Linked DNA regions of Mus musculus: region 1 is linked to region 2. A link is a loop called in an ENCODE intact Hi-C map of the cell type or tissue named here. Cell type or tissue: left cerebral cortex. All regions are shown on one strand. Region 1 holds the start of Gm46287 (a long non-coding RNA gene). Region 2 overlaps Zzef1 (zinc finger, ZZ-type with EF hand domain 1).

Region 1 (5,000 bases), 160 kb before region 2:
CTAAAGAGACCTGGGGTCTAGTCCCAGGTGGGAATCCTGGGCTCTCTTCTGGCCTCTATGGACAACGTACACATGTAATATACCTACATGCAGGCAAACCACTCATACAGATTAAATTATGAAAAAGAACAAAAAAATTGAAGGCCCCAGGCCTTCAAAATGGCCGTGTGGGTAAAGGTGCATATACTCAAGTCTGGAAACCTGAGTTTGACCCCAGGACCCAGGTAAAGGTTATTTTAGTTTTGGTTTTATTCCTGTGAAGAGACATCATGACCACATCAAACTCTTCTAAAGGAAACATTTAAGTGGGGCTGGCTTACAGTTTCAGAGGTTTAGTCCGTTATGATTTTGGCAGGAAATATGCAGCATGCAGGCAGATATGGTGTTGCAAATGGAGCTGAGAGTTCTACATCTTGATCCATATACAACCAGGAGACTGTCATACTGGGCATAGCTTGAGCATAGGAGACCTCAAAGCCTGCCCCAACAGTGACATACCTACTCCAGCAAGGCCATACCTCCTAATTGTGCCACTTCTTATTGCCTAGGCATCCAAAGACATGAGTCTGTGGGGGCCATAAATATTCAAAGCACTACATAGGTGAAGGAGGCAACTGACTCTATACAGTTGCTCTTAACCTCCTAAGGCAAGCTGTACTTGCATAACACTCCCACACCCCACTAATAAACAATTTTTAAAACACATTCAAGGCCAATCTGAGCCATATAGCAAATTAGGGGTGGCAATGACAGAAAATGAAAATAGTGAGCACTAAGAAGGAAGGAGATGGACAGAGCACATTGGATGCTTTACAGAATAAGTTCTGGTGTTCTACAGCATGTTAGTGCTACTATCCTGATAGCCATTTTATGAAGAACTAGTGTGGGATATAAAACCATGCCAGAAAGCTTGGTGGGTAGGGCAGGTTGAGACCAGACTCTGTTCTCTGCTCTTCCACAACTCCCAGTGGCACCTGGATGTCCAAGAGTCAGAGAACCCCACAGCCCTGCCCTCATCACAGGCCTGGGGACCCCTGAACCAGCTCCAGCTTCTCCACCACCTCTGACTCCATTTCCCACTCCTGGAGTGGTGTCTCAGTGCTCCCCTGAAGCCCAGCACCCACCCAGTGGCTATGTGGAAAAACTGTCAAGCACTTCCTGTCTCACCTCCCCTGTGGATGTGGACCAGCAAATTGGAAAAAGGAATTCACGTATGACACAAAGAATGCTAAGGTTTTAAAGATATTGGCACATCAGATCCTCATACCATATCCCAGAAATACAGTTTGTCAAGTGTCTAAACTTGTTTAGAGGGCCAGCAAGATGGCTCAGCCAGTGAAGTGCTTACTGCACAAGCCTGGTGACCTGACTCTGCCCAGAAGCCACATAAAGGGAGGAGAGAAGTGACTCCACAGACTGTCCTCTGTTTGCCACACACACCATGGCACACTCACGCTGCTTTATTCTTAAGGATTTTGTTAAACAGGGCTAGAGAGATGACTTAGAGCTGCCTGCTCCTTGAGGATCCCTTTGAGCTTCCCTTTCCCACATAGTCATGGTAGCTCACAGCCATTTATAATTCCGGTGTCAAAGGATCTGACACTCCTCTTCTGCCATCCTTTATGTACGTACATGGTACAGAGACGTACGTGCAGATAGAATGCTCATAAATATACAAATAAAATGAAGGGAAAGGGTTTTTGGAGGAAAAAAATACATTTATTTTTAAAGGATTTCTAAATTTATATAAACTTGTGTACTTGTGTGACTTTATATGCATCTCTTTCATGCAGGTACCCTTAGAGACCAGAGGGATAGTCCTTGAGATTGAAGTCCTTAACCACTGAGTCATCTCTCTAGCCCTGCTAATAATAAATATAGGGGTGTGTGTGCGTGTGTGTGTGTGTGTGTGTGTGTAAACATTTTTTTGGAAAGCTTTGTACTGTTGATATGTAGTCTTAATTTTTCCTATGCTATACACTTGGTCGGTCTTTCCAGCACTCAGCAGCCTGTAGCAGTGCTGCTTCCGTGTGACTAACCCACTTGCCACTTCTCCCTGTCCAGAGCAGCAGCACTCTACCTGGACAGGTTAGCTACTTAGGAAGTGCTGCTGCAGCTTCTCTGCATTAGTTCTTCAGGCCATCTCTCTGTTGGACCCACCAGACTGAGTCACTCCAGAAATCTGTGAATCCCTGTGTCTCTTTGTTGTTCACACATCCCACACGTCTGTTCAAACAACCCCCAAATCCAGAGATTCTTCCTCCTCATTTCCTTTGTTTTGGCTCTCTCTACTGTGCTGCCAGCCCTTCAGCCTTGCCAAGTTTTCTGTGGTGTGGTCTCTGCTGTCCTCACTGTACATTGCCCTTTACTCGGTGCTGAGTCGCACCTCCAGCTGGGTTTCCTTTCGTTCTAACCTGCCTGGCAAGTGCTTATTCTCCAGGCTCCTCTGTGAAGCTAGAAGAGTTGGAATGTCACACTCTTCCCAAAATCTAATGCAGCCCACTGCTCTATGTCCTACTCCTGGAGTCTGGTCTAATCAACATATCAGTTTAACAAGTAGTCTTCGGTATGTTACAGATATGCTCTCCAAAGAGCCTCCATGGTGTGACGGCTCCAACTGCTATGAATGTACTGCCAAGTTTGGAGTCACAACTCGAAAACATCACTGGTAAGACTGCACTGTCATGTGCCAAGGAGTAGGGACTTCAACTGATGTCATCACTTCCATACTTGTCCACAGTGAGCCATGAACCCTTCAGAGCCAGGGCCTTCTGGGCAGAAGAGTGGGGAGGTGATAGGACTGACTGAGTGGGGAGATGATAGGACTGAGTGGGGAGGTGATAGGACTGACTGAGTGGGGAGGTGATAGGACTGACTGAGTGGGGAGATGATAGGACTGACTGAGTGGGGAGATGATAGGACTGACTGAGTGGGGAGATGATGGGACTGACTGAGTGGGGAGATGATAGGACTGACTGAGTGGGGAGATGATAGGACTGACTGAGTGGGGAGATGATGGGACTGACTGAGTGGGGAGATGATAGGACTGACTGAGTGGGGAGATGATTGGACTTACTGAGTGGGGAGATGATGGGACTGACTGAGTGGGGAGATGATAGGACTGACTGAGTGGGGAGATGATAGGACTGACTGAGTGGGGAGATGATAGGACTGACTGAGTGGGGAGGTGATAGGACTGACTGAGTGGGGAGATGATAGGACTGACTGAGTGGGGAGGTGATAGGACTGACTGAGTGGGGAGATGATAGGACTGACTGAGTGGGGAGATGATAGGACTGACTGAGTGGGGAGGTGATAGGACTGACTGAGTGGGGAGGTGATAGGACTGACTGAGTGGGGAGGTGATAGGACTGCCTGAGTGGGGAGATGATAGGACTGACTGAGTGGGGAGATGATAGGACTGACTGAGTGGGGAGGTGATAGGACTGACTGACTGGGGAGGTGATAGGACTGACTGAGTGGGGAGATGATAGGACTGAGTGGGGAGGTGATAGGACTGACTGAGTGGGGAGATGATGGGACTGACTGAGTGTAGAGGTGATGGGACTGACTGAGTGGGGAGGTGATAGGACTGACTGAGTGGGGAGGTGATAGGACTGACTGAGTGGGGAGATGATAGGACTGAGTGGGGAGGTGATAGGACTGACTGAGTGGGGAGATGATAGGACTGACTGAGTGGGGAGATGATAGGACTGACTGAGAGGGAGGTGATAGGACTGACTGAGTGGGGAGGTGATAGGACTGACTGAGTGGGGAGATGATTGGACTGACTGAGTGGGGAGATGATAGGACTGACTGAGTGGGGAGATGATAGGACTGACTGAGTGGGGAGATGATTGGACTGACTGAGTGGGGAGATGATAGGACTGACTGAGTGGGGAGATGATAGGACTGACTGAGTGGGGAGATGATAGGACTGACTGAGAGGGAGGTGATAGGACTGACTGAGTGGGGAGATGATGGGACTGACTGAGTGGGGAGGTGATAGGACTGACTGAGAGGGAGGTGATAGGACTGACTGAGTGGGGAGGTGATAGGACTGACTGAGTGGGGAGGTGATAGGACTGACTGAGTGGGGAGATGATTGGACTGACTGAGTGGGGAGATGATTGGACTGACTGAGTGGGGAGGTGATAGGACTGACTGAGTGGGGAGGTGATAGGACTGACTGAGTGGGGAGGTGATGGTACTGACTGAGTGGGGAGATGATAGGACTGAGTGGGGAGGTGATAGGACTGACTGAGTGGGGAGATGATGAGACTGACTGAGTGTGGAGGTGATGGGACTGACTGAGTGGGGAGGTGATAGGACTGACTGAGTGGGGAGGTGATAGGACTGCTGAGTGGGGAGATGATAGGACTGAGTGGGGAGGTGATAGGACTGACTGAGTGGGGAGATGATAGGACTGACTGAGTGGGGAGATGATAGGACTGACTGAGAGGGAGGTGATAGGACTGACTGAGTGGGGAGGTGATAGGACTGACTGAGTAGGGAGATGATTGGACTGACTGAGTGGGAAGATGATAGGACTGACTGAGTGGGGAGATGATAGGACTGACTGAGTGGGGAGATGATTGGACTGACTGAGTGGGGAGATGATAGGACTGACTGAGTGGGGAGATGATAGGACTGACTGAGTGGGGAGGTGATAGGACTGACTGAGAGGGAGGTGATAGGACTGACTGAGTGGGGAGGTGATAGGACTGACTGAGTGGGGAGGTGATAGGACTGACTGAGTGGGGAGGTGATAGGACTGACTGAGTGGGGAGATGATTGGACTGACTGAGTGGGGAGATGATTGGACTGACTGAGTGGGGAGGTGATAGGACTGACTGAGTGGGGAGGTGATGGGACTGACTGAGTGGGGAGGTGATAGGACTGACTGAGTGGGGAGATGATAGGACTGACTGAGTGGGGAGATGATGGGACTGACTGAGTGGGGAGATGATAGGACTGACTGAGTGGGGAGATGATAGGAC
Region 2 (5,000 bases):
AACGTTTCTCAGCTAGGCATCCACCTGGGACTCTTCCCAGAGCCTAATCCTTCAAGGAAGGCTCTATGTGGAAGGTTAGAAGTGTTTTGCTCGGAACTGGGGCTCCCCTACTAAAGCAGGGGAAAGAGCAGGTGGGGCTGCTGAGGTCTCTTAGCAGCCAGCTGCACTGGCTACTACGGCCCTTGCTTTCTTGATGTGCTATAAGAGATTTTGATGTGTGGTGAGCACCAGCTTTCTCTCCATGGGCTTGACTGGCCCTCATGCTTGCCCATGCATATCTCATCCCCCTTCCCCTGTGGCCCTCCCCACAGCTTGCCAGTCTCTTCCCTGAAGTTCTGCCTTCTAGCCATGTCCTTCTGGGACAGCTGCTTTCCCCGCAGTGTTCTGAGCTCCCCATGGGTACTTCTCTAGCACTAGCTGTTCACCTCTTGTGTGAACCTTTGTGCTCCCCTTCTGTTCCTTTCTATGGCTTTCCCAGACCCCTGCTTCAGCAACTAGACTGCTACCACACCATGGCCATGGTTGTTTTATTACTTACCCAGGGTTTTCCTGTGGGCTTTGGTTTTGTTTTCTTTCTCATTCTACTTGTGAGCCACTGGGTAAGGGGGACTACCTCTGGCTCACCTTATCACCCTCCAGCTGAGGAACTTAGACTCAAGGATGAGGAAGTCAGTGGCTCTTGATATTGATAACTGCTCTTTCCCTCCATAGGCTCTGCAGAACATTGCTGCTATCAGCCTGGCCATCAACTACCCAAACAAGGCCACCCGCCTCTGGAATGTTGAGTGTTAGCCTCAGTGTGATATGCATGGACTTGATCATTTGTCTACAGGGGTTTATAGCAGACCTCCAACCTTGCTCAGGAAACCCCTGAAGCCTCTGCACCCAGCTCTCTTTGAGCCCACCCCCTGCTCCCATCTGGCCAAGCAGCCGCCTCATCAAAAAGGCCCACTGCAGGCGCCACATGTCCAAAAAGGCACAGCAGTGTAGAGTGGCTCAGAAAGAGCATCAAGAGGCCTTGGGAAAGTTATTCAGAGAATAGAGACTAGAGGCCAGTCTCCTCCAGGGGAGTCACAGCACTGAAGACCTGGAAGCCGTCTCTGAAAGGATTCTGTCTCCACTGAGTGGGAGCTGCCTAGGCTTGCCATCAGGAGAAGGCACCATCCACCCAGAGCTACCTTTGCAGTAAGACTTGCAGCTTGCAGCAGCAGTGGCCCAGTTGGGACACCAGCCCATAACCAACATGAGCACCTCCCAGCCACCTCCAGTTCCCAAGCAATCTTCTTGCCACAGCTTAGCTGGCCAACTCACAGTGAGAGCAGGTGTCCCTGGGAGCAGCTGGCAGGCTTTGCTTGTCACTGTGCAGCAGCTCCCCGCACACATCTTTGTTCCTTCATTGTTTTAGTTTTCATTTCCCCTCATGGTTTTAGAAGAGAACCACATCGACTCCCTGAGAGGTCCCCTAGGGAATGCCTAGGGGCAAACTGGCATGTGTGGAAGTGACAGAAATGGAGGGGCTCTCCAGCACCTGCAGTGCAGGCAGTGCCCTCAGAGGAGCCTTTGTTCAGGAGTCAGGACACACCTGATTATACTTCTGCTCCAAGGTCATGGTGATCAGCAGCCTACGACCTTGAACCTCCTGCCTGGTTGTTTGGCCATCCCCTGCCTAGCAATAACTACGTTAGTTTTAGTGAAGCTTTTGCGTATTTCCTTCTATGGTTTTAGCATTGCCCTGTGTGCTGATGACCTTTTTCCCCAGAGCCACAGAGTAGGATGCTGGGTCAGCAGCAGGCCGTGGACTTTCAGGAAGAATCCTGAGGCACCTGCTGTTGAAGGGCAGGCATCTGGCCAGAGGCATATCCCACCTCACAGGCAGAATGCAAATAAAAAAAAAAAAAAAAAAGGCTCCTAAGAGCCAGGGCCACATTTGGCTGGCTTTTGCTGTGACCAAGCTTGCCCCTTTGGCCTCTGAAGACTCTTCTGGGAGTTGGCAAAGGACTGCATTGGCAGAACCTGAACCTGCAGGTGTGGGAGCATCTTGTGCAAAGGTGCTATGCCTTCTGGCACCACTTCCTGCCCAGTCATAGAATTAGGTTATCTGATGAACCCCAGCACACAGGAAAAGTGGCCACAGAATGGGAGGGGATGGGTTATAAAAGCAGAAACAAATGGAGTGACCTATGGTCCACCACCCTGACATCAGAGGGAACTTGGTCCAGGTCCCATGGTATTGGACATGGTGTCTGCTGGCCCAGAGGAACCTCTTTCTCACCTTTTGCTCTTTGCCAAAGCACCTACGCTTTGCAAGCGGCCTAAACCCCAGAGAAGTCTCCCGTTGCACGCCATTCCCTCCAAGTAGGTCTCGGATGAGAGTCAGAACAAGTGCATGGTGAAGAGGCTTCACTCGCGGTGGCTCAGACCACACAGCAGTTAGAAGATGGGGGAGGAGATGGCACACTCACACTCCTCCACACCTCAGACTGAGCAGAGAGAGCAGGTGGACAGGGCAGGGCAAGGCTGGAGACCTCCCTTGGGACAGTGGCCCCAGCTCTCCTCCCACCCTCCCATCGGGAAGAGCAACTGTAAATAAACGCTGGACTCCATAGCTCCTCTCCACTCACTGCTTGCTGTTTTCTCTACGTGCTTCAGTTTGCATAGAATGAGCTTAAGTTTGCCCTTCTTCACACACCACAGCTGCTCTCTGACCGGACAGGGTCCCTCCTGACCTGGCCACCTGCAGCCCACTGCCTCTGCTTCTCTAGGCCACTGGGTGGCACTGCTGAGCCAGGCCAATGTCTCCTGACCCCAGCCGGGGCAGGAGGTCCCAAAGGATTTCCATCAAGGCCAATATCCCCTTGACTCTTAGGAGGCAAGACTGCCTGGACGGAGACAAAACTGGCAGGCATAAGGGGTCGTGGAAACATGTGCCTAATCTATAAAGAATTCTGTTCCAAATCAGATATATTGTACAGACACTGTTCTAATGAGAGGAGTGACTTATTTTCATCATCGTTTTTAATTTGTTTTCTTACGGGTTTACGATTTTGAATTTTTCTTATTTGGTTGAGTGAAAGAATTTTGATTATATCAGCTGAGTGAGTTCAGCCTGTAAAAGGAATGTTTTAAGTTGTGGATAAGATATGCAAATGAAGAGAAATATATTGTAAAAATTCTATATAAAAAAGTACAACTCTGTGTGGATTTCTCCCTTTTCTCTTTCCTTCCCTGCCCCCTTTCCCCTGTGGAAAGACCTTGCCATATCCCCCAGGCTGGCCTCAAACCCACAGTCCCTTGCCCATGTCTCTCATGTCTGGCCCTTCAGTTTCTCTTATGAAATATATTTTGAAGTGTATGCCTGGCCAAACAAATGGGATTTACAGAACCTCATCACTGCCTGCTTATGGGAAGAAGTCCAGAAGACCCTTCAGGGCCCAACCTTTGTTGACAGAACTGTGAGCCTTGCCCTTCATTGTGGTCAACCAGGGGATCCATCCTCGGGTGGTGCCTTCCTTGGGTGCCATCCTAGTACTCTCATATGGATGCTTCCTTTCCCATCTCCTCTTGAGGTCAGGGTAGCAAGCCACTGATACCTGCTAGGAGGCTCTAGGGCAGTGTTCTCAGCCTGTCACGACCCCTTTGGAGGTCAAATGATCCTTTCACAGGGGTCGTACAACAGATATCCTGCATAGCAGATATTTACATTATGATTAATAACAGCAAAATATTTATGAAGTAGTGATGAAAATAAATTTTCTGACCCAAATTTAGGCAACAGTTTAAACTTACAAAACTGTTCCAGGAAGAACTATCGACATAGTCCTATTAAATAGGAATATATATGTATATATATATATATATATATATATCCACTACTAAAGTGTCTCAAGCCTTCAAGAGTTTAAGGGCCACTGAGATGGCTCAGTGGGTGAAGAGGCTTGCAGTCCAGCCTGATAACCTGAATTTGAACCCAGAAAGAAGTGAATAGAGTCTTAAAAGTTGTCTTCTAACACCCACATACAGAGACATACTAGATAGAGATATAATTTTTAAAATATCAGCAATGTATGAGAAGAAAATGTATAAACACTTCCTGCAGTAACAAGGCCACTGACAAGGTCCAGTCAAGCAAATGGCAGCCATTAGCAAATTCTTTCTTAGGGATTCTTGGCTATTGTACCTTCCCTCAGCTCAAAAGGAATTGAGACTCACTTTGAAGGCACGGTTCCAGAATTCAGTGCGCTTTCTCCATATTTAAGTTAAACTCCAAACTGAATTTGTTTGTATGCATATGCATCTAATCCACACAATCTGTGGAGGTCGCAGAGCAACCTAAAAGAATCTCTTCTCTCTCACCAGGGTCCCGGGCAGTACACTCAGGTCAGTAGGCTTGGCAGTGAGGGCCTTTACCTGCCAAGCTGTGCTGCTGGCCCCAAACTAATTAAATTGAAAAGGAGAATTCACCAGCCTATAAAACCGGGAAAGCTAAGGGTTGCATCTGACTCTGGGGAAAGAGAAACTCTATGGCCTGAAGGTGGACAGTCAGTTTGTCTGTCTCTCCTCGCCTCTCCTAATCTTCCAGGATGTTTGCTCTCAAGGTGGCAGTGCCTGCTCCCTCTGAAGAGCCTCTCTCTGTGCCCCTTCATGGGAGGCTTCCCTAAGCTGTCAACCACAATTTGCCTTCATGTTTAAAAAGCTACTTGGAAGACTCATGTCCTTATGGGCTGCTATCTCAGAACTGCTGAGCAACCTGTATCCATGACAACTGGGCAGATGCCATGTCTGGGAAATCCCCACGTAGCCACTGTGAGTCCTGTCAACACAGCTGCTCAGCCACTACACCAGGTGAGACACCCTAAAGTATGGTGGCGACACTGTTATTAGGACAGAAATTCACAGCAGAAGTGAGAAGAGTCAGCTGACTAAAATTCCTTTTACATTTTAAATTTAATTTTTAAGGTTAACATACTATTGTGCATTTTAATCAGGTATAATGTAATGTT

The links. A loop is a pair of places that touch in the nucleus more often than their neighbours do. Peaks named below come from ENCODE experiments on the same cell type or tissue, not always from the same donor. Only the 100,000 strongest peaks of a DNase experiment are listed, where the experiment ranks them.
Region 1: it touches region 2 in a loop (2.5-fold over the local background); 2 of 42 quality-filtered maps call a loop at or near these places.

The regions. Positions count from the first base shown.
Region 1 is chr11:72,762,200-72,767,199 of GRCm38, forward strand. It overlaps Ankfy1 (ankyrin repeat and FYVE domain containing 1), which reads left to right. Exons shown (of 25, transcript NM_009671.5): 24 at 2,578-2,668. Gm46287 (a long non-coding RNA gene) reads left to right here and starts at 2,675. Exons shown (of 4, transcript XR_001780259.1): 1 at 2,675-2,791; 2 at 3,463-3,753; 3 at 4,393-4,666; 4 at 4,916-5,000. In left cerebral cortex, no CTCF peak of the experiment used is centred here; a DNase peak (open chromatin) is centred at 2,255.
Region 2 is chr11:72,923,926-72,928,925 of GRCm38, forward strand. It overlaps Zzef1 (zinc finger, ZZ-type with EF hand domain 1), which reads left to right. Exons shown (of 55, transcript NM_001045536.2): 55 at 712-3,195. The coding sequence ends at 792. Among named protein-coding and RNA genes, the nearest start is that of Gm34704, 14 kb to the right of the region's middle. In left cerebral cortex, a CTCF peak has its summit at 2,765 (motif pointing right); DNase peaks (open chromatin) are centred at 1,256, 2,758 and 4,745.